Regions from separate parts of the Homo sapiens genome. Here region 2 is linked to region 1. The links are chromatin loops, found by intact Hi-C in ENCODE. Cell type or tissue: dorsolateral prefrontal cortex. All regions are shown on one strand.

Region 1 (5,000 bases):
CTGAGATTACAGGCATGAGCCACTGCACCTGGCCTGTATTTTTTTAATTTCCTTTCAGAACAGTATAATAAAAGTGTCTTTTTCTAAATATGGGTTATTCATGGCCTATTTTAAATCCTAAGCTGGCTTCTGACAGGCAAGTTCCCTTTAGGATCTTAGCTTGGCTCCCCTCCTGTCCAGTCCTGGTGTGTGCAGGAAATACAAACTGATTTTAATAGTAGTTTACATTAAATATTATTTTAAAAGTAGATCACCTGTGCGAATGAAGTATTTTTCTCAAACAAGGTATGTCCTTAGATCCTGTGCCTTTGCCTGGTTGTATTGGAAGTCAAGCTGTAAATGGAATTTAAGCACCATATATATATATATAGAGAGAGAGAGAGAGACAGATTCAAACCCCTGGGCTCAAGTGATACTCCCGCCTCAGCCTCCCAAGTAGCTGGGATTACAGGCCCGTGCAACTACAACCAGCTGCCTTATTACTGACCTGCCCTCTTCACTGTAAAAACCAGGAAACATATCACCATGTCCTAGATTTTGTGAAAAACGTCTTTTGTGTCTCTCAAATGGATCATGCTTCATCCGGAACCTCTGAGTCCTTGAGACCTCCACGTTCCGGGCGGAGCAGGGAAGCCTGAACTTTAAGAAGGCCACGTGGCTAAATGGCTTCCCTGAGGCATGTCTCTCCTGGGAAGGCATTCCCTACCCCAGATCCTGCAGCCTTTCATCCTGAGGCCATTAGACTCTCCAGGTGCACCTGCATCAAAGCGCACAGGTACCGCGCTCCTGATCTGGACTTATCTGAATTGTACCTTCCCCGAGGGTGCTGTTTGATGTGCTTGATTGTGGAATGAAAGCCAAATAAAGGAATGAGAGGGGCTGTTTATTTCCTCATTTTTAGTGCTTTTCCTCAGGGCCCTTCTATGTCTGGAGAAGGAATTTATGAAAAAGCCTAGGATACCACCTAAGCGGAAAACACCAGCATCTACTTACAATTATATTAACTCTGGCATCCATGAGCTGTTGGCCTCTGGCAGAGGAGTCTGTGTCCCTAAAGAGCTCTATGGATAGCCAGTATGGTGGCTCATGCCTGTGATCTCAGCACTTTGGGAGGCCGGAATGGGAGGATCACTTGAGCCCAGGAGCTCAAGACCAACCTGGGCAACATAGTGAGACCTCGTCTCTACCAAAAAAAAAAAAAAAAAAAAAAAAATTAGCCTGGCATGGTAGCAGGCACCTGCAGTCCCAGCTACTCAGGAGGCTGAGGCAGGAGGATCATTCGAGGCCAGGAGTTTGAGGCTGCAGTGAGCTATGATTGCACCACTCCAGCCCAGGTGACAGAGTGAAAGCCCATCTCTGATAGATAGAAAGATAGATAGCTCTATGGTGGAGGAAAGTGATGCCACTCTCGCCTCACACTTTTTCAGCTGTGTCATCAGCATCCTCTCTTCCTGGAGGAGGGTGACAGGGCCAGTGTAGTTCTGAGTTGCTCTGATAGCCTGCTGCTTCTCATTTGAGTGACCAAGGCTGGGAATTTAGAAGGGACTCTAGTCATAATAACATAGGCGGCCTCCCTGCACCCCCTCCCCCTTTTTTTTTTTGAGGCAGAGTCTCACTCTGTCGCCCAGGCTGGAGTGCCGTGGTGCGATCTCGGCTCATTACAACCTCCGCCTCCCAGGCTCAAGTGATTCTCCTGCCTCAGCCTCCCGAGTAACTGGGAGTACAAGCACATGCCACCACATCCAGCTGATTTTTTGCATTTTTAGTAGAGATAGGCTTTCACCATGTTGGCCAGACTGGTCTGGAACTCCTGACCTCAGGTGATCTACCCGCCTAAGCCTCTCAGAATGCTGGGATTACAGGCATAAGCCACCATGCCCAGCCATCCCCCACCGCCTTTTTTTTTTTTAACAGATGGGGAAACTGAGGCTGAGGCTGAAAGCAATTGAGTGACTTGTCCACTGTTGGCAGCATGCCAGTGGCAGAGGCAGGAATAGCTCCCAGGATTCATTCCTGACTCCTAGCCTAGCAATCTGGTGATGAAACAGGGTGTGGTGGACAATCGGCAGAGACTTTCAATGCATTGAATCTCCATTCAAAAAGAAAGGGTCCCCTGCAAGACAAAGACAGATTGTCCAGAGTGCCAGAACTTCTTAAACTGCCAAGGAACTTGCAGTATACTGAAGATTTTACTGAAGTTGTTTTTGGTACTGTTTGGTGCTAAATACAAGGAATTGGTTTGTTGTAAAAGCTATAGGGTGAGACTGCCCTCTAGTGGGCCAGTGGAGCTATTGGTCTAGCTGTGTTCTGGGCAACTTTGCTTTCTCACGCCACATCAATGTAGAGCGATTATTCCTACGGAAAGGAATTTCAATTTTATTCTTTCTCAAGCACTGTGGCCCATAGTAACTCTGTTGATCTCTAAGCACTAGCCATCATTTGCGCGTCTTATAGAAGGCTGGGTTTGCCTTCTATACATACACACATTAGAAGTGTCTTACTTCCCTAACAAGATTCAGGCTCCTAAAAGCCAGGACATGCATGTATGTATGTATGTATATATTTTGTGGAGACAGGGTCTTGCTCTGTCACTCAGGCTAGAATGAAGTGGTGCAATCACAACCCAACCTCTACCTCTTGGGCTCAATCAAACCTCCTACCTCAGCCTCCCGAGTAGCTGAGACTACAGTTACGTCCTGCCACACCCAGCTAATTTTTCTGTTATTTTTTAGATAATGGGGTCTTGCTATGTTACCTAGACTGGTCTCGAACTCCAGCCATGCTATATCTTAAGTCTTGTTTTTCCACAGCTTCTGCCTTGCTGTCCCCTTAGCTGGACATGGAATTAGAAGGTTCTTTGGGATGGAAAGGAATCCTTCCCCCACCTCCCCCAAAAAGAATCCCGTCACTTCTCATTTGTTCCTAAAACATTCTAATCTCATCCCTCTGATCAGTAGTTCCCCAAGTAGTTGAATCATCTGAATCCCCCAGAAAGCATACACAACTCAGTTTCCTGGGCCTGACTCCAGCCCTGCTCAATCAGTCTCTGTGGTTTGAGCCAGGAAACCTGCTTTACAAACTTCCCAAGTGGCTTTTGATGTGTAGCCAGGTCTGGCAGCCAACTGCTTCAAAACCCCATTTACAATTATTTTTCACAGCTCCCACCACCGACAGTGTCTCCAGAGGTCTTCAGCTTGTGTCACTTATTAAAATTAACCATTTTGAGACTCATTCAGAAATACTCAATATATTCTTCTAACTGGGTGACATGGGAAGGAAAAAGGAACCGCATGAGATGGACCAAAGGCACTTGCTTTGGTTGCCAATGGCTCTGAAACAGGAAATACTGAAACCAATACCTCTGTACTGACTGGGCAGGTTGTTGATGTGTAGGTTGTTTTCAGTATTTGGGCTGGATAGGAAGACAAAAGTTTGTTAAGTTATCAATTATGTATTTTCCCCTATTATAAGTCATCTGACCTCATGATTACCATACAAGGTAGGTGAAATTGTCCTCTTTAAAAAAAAGTTTTCTAATTGACAGATAATAATTGTACATATTCGTGGGGTACATAGCAATATTTCAATACATACAAGGTATAGTGATCAGATCAGGGTAATTCGCATATCCATTATCTCAAACATTTATCACTTCTTTGTGTTGGGAATGTCCTTCTCCTAGCTATTTGAAACTATATGTTATTGTTAACTCTAGTCATCAGTCCCCTTCTTTATAGATGGGAAAATTGAGGATTAGGAAAGTGAAGTAACATCCCTGAAGTCACCTAAGTTGGTAACTGTCAGATTCTGCATTTGATTACAGGCCTGATTGCCAAGGCCAACTTTGAAAAGGTAAGAGGACCAGAGGGCCAACCTGCTGTTTTTTTAACTCTGGCAGGCCAAGCGAGCAGTACAGCGGGGAGCTACTGCAGTCATCTTTGATGTGTCTGAAAACCCAGAAGCTATTGATCAGGTAAGCTCCTCAGGCCATGCCAACACTGCAGCCTCCCTGAGAAAGGCACTTCCTTTAGTGAGCTTGGCTTGTCCCGGTCATGTCACCCTCATCTCAGAGCATTTGCTCTTGTCTTCTGAAGTTAGGTGTCCATGTTTGGACATAATTCCCAAAGGAGGTATACTGGGCGAGGTTAAGAGCCAGGGAATTGGGGCACAGGGGGCATTTTCTCTTTTTTTCCCCCGAGATGGAGTCTTGCTCTGTCACCCAGGCTGGAGTGCAGTGGCGCAATTTCAGCTCACTGCAATCTCCACCTCCCGGGTTCAAGCGATTCTCCTGCCTCAGCCTCCCAAGTATCTGGAATTATAGGCACGAGCCACCACGCCTGGCTAATTTTTGTGTTTTTAGTAGAGATGGGGTTTCACCATGTTGGCCAGGCTGGTCTTGAACTCTTGACCTTGTGATCCATCTGCCTCGGCCTCCCAAAGTGCTGGGATTATAGGCGTGAGCCACTGCACCGGGTTCAGGGGGCATTTTCTAAGACCTTTCTGGGCCTTCTGCTTGCCCAGTCCATCCCAAAACAAGCGTCATTCTCAGCCTTGCTCTTCTGGGAGCTCCAAGGCTGTAATGTTGGAAGAGCTGGAGGATTCCAGACAGGTATTCAGTGTTCCTTCCCTCCAGCCTTTCTTTCTCTCTACTGCTTCTTAAAGTAAGCGCACCTTTTAACCAGAGCCCTCTCTTCTTCCTTAGCTGAACCAGGGCTCTGAAGACCCGCTCAAGAGGCCGGTGGTGTATGTGAAGGGTGCAGATGCCATTAAGCTGATGAACATCGTCAACAAGCAGAAAGTGGCTCGAGCAAGGATCCAGCACCGCCCTCCTCGAGTGAGCCTCCGCACCATTTGGCACAGGCTCGGGGCCTTCTCTGCTACTACCTGTCCCTTTATTTCCCTTGGGCTTTCATTCCTATCTCTGTCTGAAATGCTGGCATACCCCAGGTTCCTGCAGGCTTAGATCAGCTATTGGACTCAAGGCCAGGGTGAAATTTTAC
Region 2 (5,000 bases), 200 kb after region 1:
ATTAGAAAGCTTTAGGTGTTCACAAGCACCTCTAACTTGGTTGGACTGGAACTCTAAACTCTGTCTCCTATATGGTGGGCAATTTTTGACATCTTTAGTCAGTTCTACCAATCTGTTGGTTCTCCCCCTCTGGGCTCCTTGGAGTATTGCCCTGTGATTGGTCAATCCAGGGACCATCCAAGCGTCAGAAAGGAACATTTATGCAGATTTAGTTCCCCCACTTGTAGCTCCCTGCTTCCCAGTATTTCTCATCAATTTCTTGCTTCTCTGGCAACCTCAACCTCTGATTCCTGAGGCCAATAAAACTGAAACTTTCTGCTTGAGCTCTTGTTTTGCCAGGCTGATGGGGCTGAGGTGCACCCTCTGAGGAAAAGCTGTAAATACATGGATTTTACCCAATGCCATTCCCTTCTTTTAAGGGTTGAATATTCTCCAGTGTCTGTCTGCTTTTTATTACTTTCCGTTGCCTTCAATCAGTTGGTTTTTGCTTTGTATCCAATACAAGCTACTTTCTGTTTCTCTAAGTTTCTCTCCCTTTCCCCGCTCTTTTTCCTCCCTCTTTTTTTCCCGTCCCTTTCTGTCTCCTTGCCTTCCTCACTGCTGCTATCTCTGTCTCTCCTTGCAGGGGGAACCTGGCCCTAAGGGAGACCCTGGTGAGAAGAGCCACTGGGTAAGCTCTGGCCTGGCACTGGCCTCTCCCTGCCTTCTCAGCCCTACATGCTCAAGAGAGTATTCCCTCCCCAGGAGGCCCTGGGAGTGGGAGCATCCCATCCACATCCCCACTACAGCCTGGTCTCCCAGGCAGGAGCCTTGGCAATTATCAGCCCCAACTCCTTCCCCCATCTTGTTGCTCCCAACCGGGCAGGGCCAGCCCTATCAGCAGACCCCATGCCTTCTGTCTCAGTCTCTGTCCCTGTCTCCACCTTCCCTCTGTGGCCTTTCCAGGCCAGGGTGGCTCTGCCTTTTCCTCCTGGGTGGTTTGGGCTGACCCAGGCCAGACTGCATCCCCTGCCTCCATAGCCCCCTCCCAGCCAAGGCTTAGCTTGCTCCCTTGTCTGCAGAACAAAGGGAAGAATGAAGACAATATCTACACAGGAGAATGGGATAGAGGACCTAGGAAAGGGGCCTAGAAATGATGAGGTACATAGGAGCCACGTGGTAAAAAGGACAGGGAACTAGATACCACCATACACATCGGAAATTCATGAAGCCTGTGAAGAGACGCCTCGAAACTGCTATGTACACGTTTGATGTGGTTAATGAGGCCAGGTGACCTAGACTCCTCTATACTTAAAGGACCTATAGTTTACACAAGGTCCTAGACACCATCACATACATAGGAGACCCATGATGGATGAGAAGGGAAGCCTAGAAACTCTCACATATACAGGAGACAGAGTAAATGAGAAGGGGACAAGAAGGGGGAACTAGAAACCACACACCGCAAAATCTCATGATTAATGTGGGGTCCTAGAAACCTTCACAATCGTCCGGGATGCCGTGGCTCCTACCTGTAATCCCAGCACTCTTGGAGGCCGAGGCGGGTAGATAACTTGAGGTCAGGAGTTTGAGACCAGCCTGGCCAACATGGCAAAACCCCCATCTCTAAAATACAAAAAAATACAAAAATACAAAATTAGCCTTAAAGGTTTGGGCTAAAAATACAAAAATTAGCTGGACATGGTGGTACGCACCTGTAGTCCTAGCTATTCAGGAGGCTGAGGCAGGGGAATCGCTTGAACCCAGGAGGCAGAGGTTGCAGTGAGCAGAGATCGCGCCACTGCACTCCAGCCTGGGCGACGGAACGAGACTCTGTCTCAAAAAAAAAAAAAGAAAAGAAAAGAAAATAGAAACCTTCACAATCATTGAAAATCATTGCAGGGGAGGGATTTTCGGGTTAGGACCTAGAAATCTACTCACCCAAGAGACGTGGGGGAAAGACGAGGACCCTAAAACATACCATACCCAAAAGCCCCACGACACAGGGATCTGGAAACCATCACTGACAGGGGAGACATCTGGAAAATGGACAGAGTGGAGGCAGACACTCCTTCAGGAGAGAGAGACAACTAGGAAGCTCTTTTTGGCGGTGGGGGGGATTGTGACTCCCCCTCCACATGCAGTCTGGCTGGGACACCCTACTTCCTGGCAGTCACAAGTTAGTGAGGATGTGGGTGGCACCCAGTGCCTGCCTTGCCCTCTTAGTTCTTGATTGTGGGGTCAGTGATGGATACAGCCGTGGGAGCCCCCTACCCTGCACGAGTCTTCCCCTGTGTCTGCCCATGACTTCTGGTGCCCTGCTACCTCTCCAGTTAGCCTCTCCTGGCCCCTGCTGTCCTGAATCTCCTCCTACCCCATACCCATCCTCCGTAGCTCCAGAGTCTCTTAATACTGCCAGTATGGACATGAGCTGAGCTGGGATCAGATAGACCCATGCAAGCCTGGCTCTCTGCCTCCCCTAGGCTAATTACTGGCCTCTCCCAGAGGCCCTTGGTCTGGGAACACATTTACCACCCAGTCCAGGAGGGGTGGGAGAGATTGGGCAGTCCTGTCCCTTCATGAGAATCCCCGGCAGGATGCCCTGGCCACCCTAGACCAGTCCTTGAACCCAGAACCACCTGTGGGCTCCCCGCAAGAGGTAGCAGGGCCCCTGCCCACCCACCTTCCTGCCCCTCTTCTACCTGCACTTCTGCCCCTGCTTGCTGCTTGCCTGGGAGGGGACCCACTGGGCTGGGGGCTGCATGAAGCTTTGGGGGCTGGGGGAACAGCTCTGTTGGGGACAGGTGGGAATGAGGTTCAGTGCTGGCAAGGTCCCCGAGGGCTCCTATGTACACTTCACCAACCAACTCCCTTAGTGCAGCTTGCAGATGCGTTCTGGCTGTGGCCCAGCAGTGACACCTGGTGGTCATGATAGTGCACTGCAGGAACTGGAGTGACTGTGCTGGGCCTGCCCACCTGGATCAAAGCTCTCACCCCTTATTCAGACAGGGAAACTGAGGCCCGACTCGGCAGAGAGAATCCTTGGCAGAGCGGGAACTGGAGCCCTGACTTTTAAGTTCCTAGGGCCAGAGAACCAGCTACCATTCCCCAAGCATCTCCTCCATAGGCACCAGACCTGGAGCTGGGCACTGTTTACACAGATGCAATTCAGACACAGTCCCCACCCTCAGGGTGGTCACAGTGAGGTGAGGGAAAAAAGACCTATAATCAGCAGCTACAGGACTGTCAACTTTATAAACACTTTACACTTTAGCATCCTCCCGGAGGAGCCAGGTGAAGCCTGAAAGGTGCATTAACCAGGCACGGAGTGTCCAGGCAGAGGCGAGGGTACAACAGGTGCAAAGGCCCTGTGGCAAGAGGGAGCCTCGGATATTTGAGGAGCTGCAAATACTTGGAGTGGCACTGTGACAGGTAGAGAGTGGAACAGAGGCCAAAGAGGCCTTCAGGGTGTAGGAGGCCACGTTCAGGAATTTGGACTTTGTTCTAGGGCAGTGGGGAGGCATTGAAGGCTCTAGAAGCAGCAGAGTGATGCGGTCAGGTTTTTTTTATTTGCAAAGAATCCCTCTGATTGCCATGGCGAATGGATGGGAGAAGCAGAAAGACAGTAGGTCGGGGGCTGTCGTGGTCATCCTGGTGAGAGACTGAGCCGGGCAGTGGGTGGGAGCCAGTGAGGACAGACAGCCGTCGATGGAGCAAAAAGACACTTGTGTGCTGGTCTGGCTGCAAAAGGGAGTGAGGAGTCAAGGGAGACTTAAAATAGCAAAAGAGAACCAGGAGAAGCAAGCAGGCTGAGTTTTGTCTGTGGACCAACGGGAGGAGTCTGTGTTACAGCCAAGTAGGGTTGTCCAGCAGGCCCAGACACTTAGATCCGGAGTGCAGAGGGCAGGCCAGGCTGAAGGAGACTGGGTTGTCATCAGTGCAAACATCAGGCCACCTGGTCTGAGGGAGTTCCAAACAGTGGATTTTAAAAACACTTTTCCCCATATTTTTCTTTTTAATTTTATGTTTTAAAAAATACAGACAAGAACTCACAATGTGTCCCAGGCTGGTCTCAAATTCCTGGCCTCAAGTGATCCTCCTACCTCAGCCTCCCAAGGTGTTGGGATTACAAGTGTGAGCCACTGCACCTGGCCTCCCCAATATTTTTGTTTATTTTTATTTTGTTTTTTTCCTTTTTTATTGAGACAGAGTCTCTATCGCCCAGGCTGGAGTGCAACAGCTCAATCACAGCTCACTGCAACCTCTGCCTCCTGGGTTCAAGCAATTCTCGTGCCTCAGCCACCTAAGTAGCTGGGACTCTGTAGCCATGCCTGGCTAATTTTTGTATTTTTAGTAGAGATGGGTTTGCGCCATGTTGGCCAGGCTGGTCTTGAACTCCAGGCCTCACGTGATCCACCCGCCTCAGCCTCCCAAAGTGCTAGGATTACAGGTGTGAACCACTGCACCCAGCTATTTTGCATTTTGATATACAGAAAAGTTGGTACAATGAATGTCATTCTGCCCTTCCTGTAGATGGACCAATTATTGGTACAGCCATGTGTCACTTAATGATGGGGATATGTCCTGGAAAATATGCCATTAGGTGATTTTGTTGTGGCATGAGCATCATACAGTGTACATACACAAACCTAGATGGGATAGCCTACAACACACCTCAGCTGTATGGTGTAGCCAATTGCTCCCAGGCTACAAACCTAAACAGCACGTTACTACGCTAAATATTGCAGGCAACTGCAACACAGTCGTAAGTATTTGTGTATCTAAACATAGAAAAGGTACAGCAAAAATACACCATAAAAGATTTTTGGAGCTTTTTTGTTTGTTTGTTTAGGACAAAATCTTGCTCTGTCGCCCAGGGTGGAGTGCAGTGGTGTGATTTCGGCTCACTGCAACCTCCATCTCCAGGTTCAAGCGATTCTCTTGCCTCAGCCTCCTGGGTAGCTGGGATTACAAGCATGAGCCACCACGCCCAGCTAATTTTTTGTATTTTTAGTAGAGAC

What was found. Hi-C counts contacts between places; a loop is a spot of excess contacts. Peaks named below come from ENCODE experiments on the same cell type or tissue, not always from the same donor. Only the 100,000 strongest peaks of a DNase experiment are listed, where the experiment ranks them.
Region 2: a loop joins it to region 1, with 2.8 times the contacts of the local background. A loop is called at or near these places in 36 of 110 quality-filtered maps.

Annotation. Positions count from the first base shown.
Region 1 is chr22:29,038,597-29,043,596 of GRCh38, forward strand. ZNRF3 (zinc and ring finger 3) reads left to right here. Exons shown (of 9, transcript NM_001206998.2): 3 at 3,899-3,973; 4 at 4,703-4,834. Among named protein-coding and RNA genes, the nearest start is that of ZNRF3-AS1, 9.6 kb to the left of the region's middle. In dorsolateral prefrontal cortex, CTCF peaks have their summits at 2,272 (motif pointing left) and 2,473; DNase peaks (open chromatin) are centred at 1,975, 2,285 and 3,069; H3K4me3 peaks cover 340 bases; H3K27ac peaks cover 5,000 bases.
Region 2 is chr22:29,242,820-29,247,819 of GRCh38, forward strand. EMID1 (EMI domain containing 1) reads left to right here. Exons shown (of 15, transcript NM_133455.4): 13 at 626-670. Among named protein-coding and RNA genes, the nearest start is that of RHBDD3, 23 kb to the right of the region's middle. In dorsolateral prefrontal cortex, CTCF peaks have their summits at 2,901 (motif pointing left) and 3,104; a DNase peak (open chromatin) is centred at 2,892.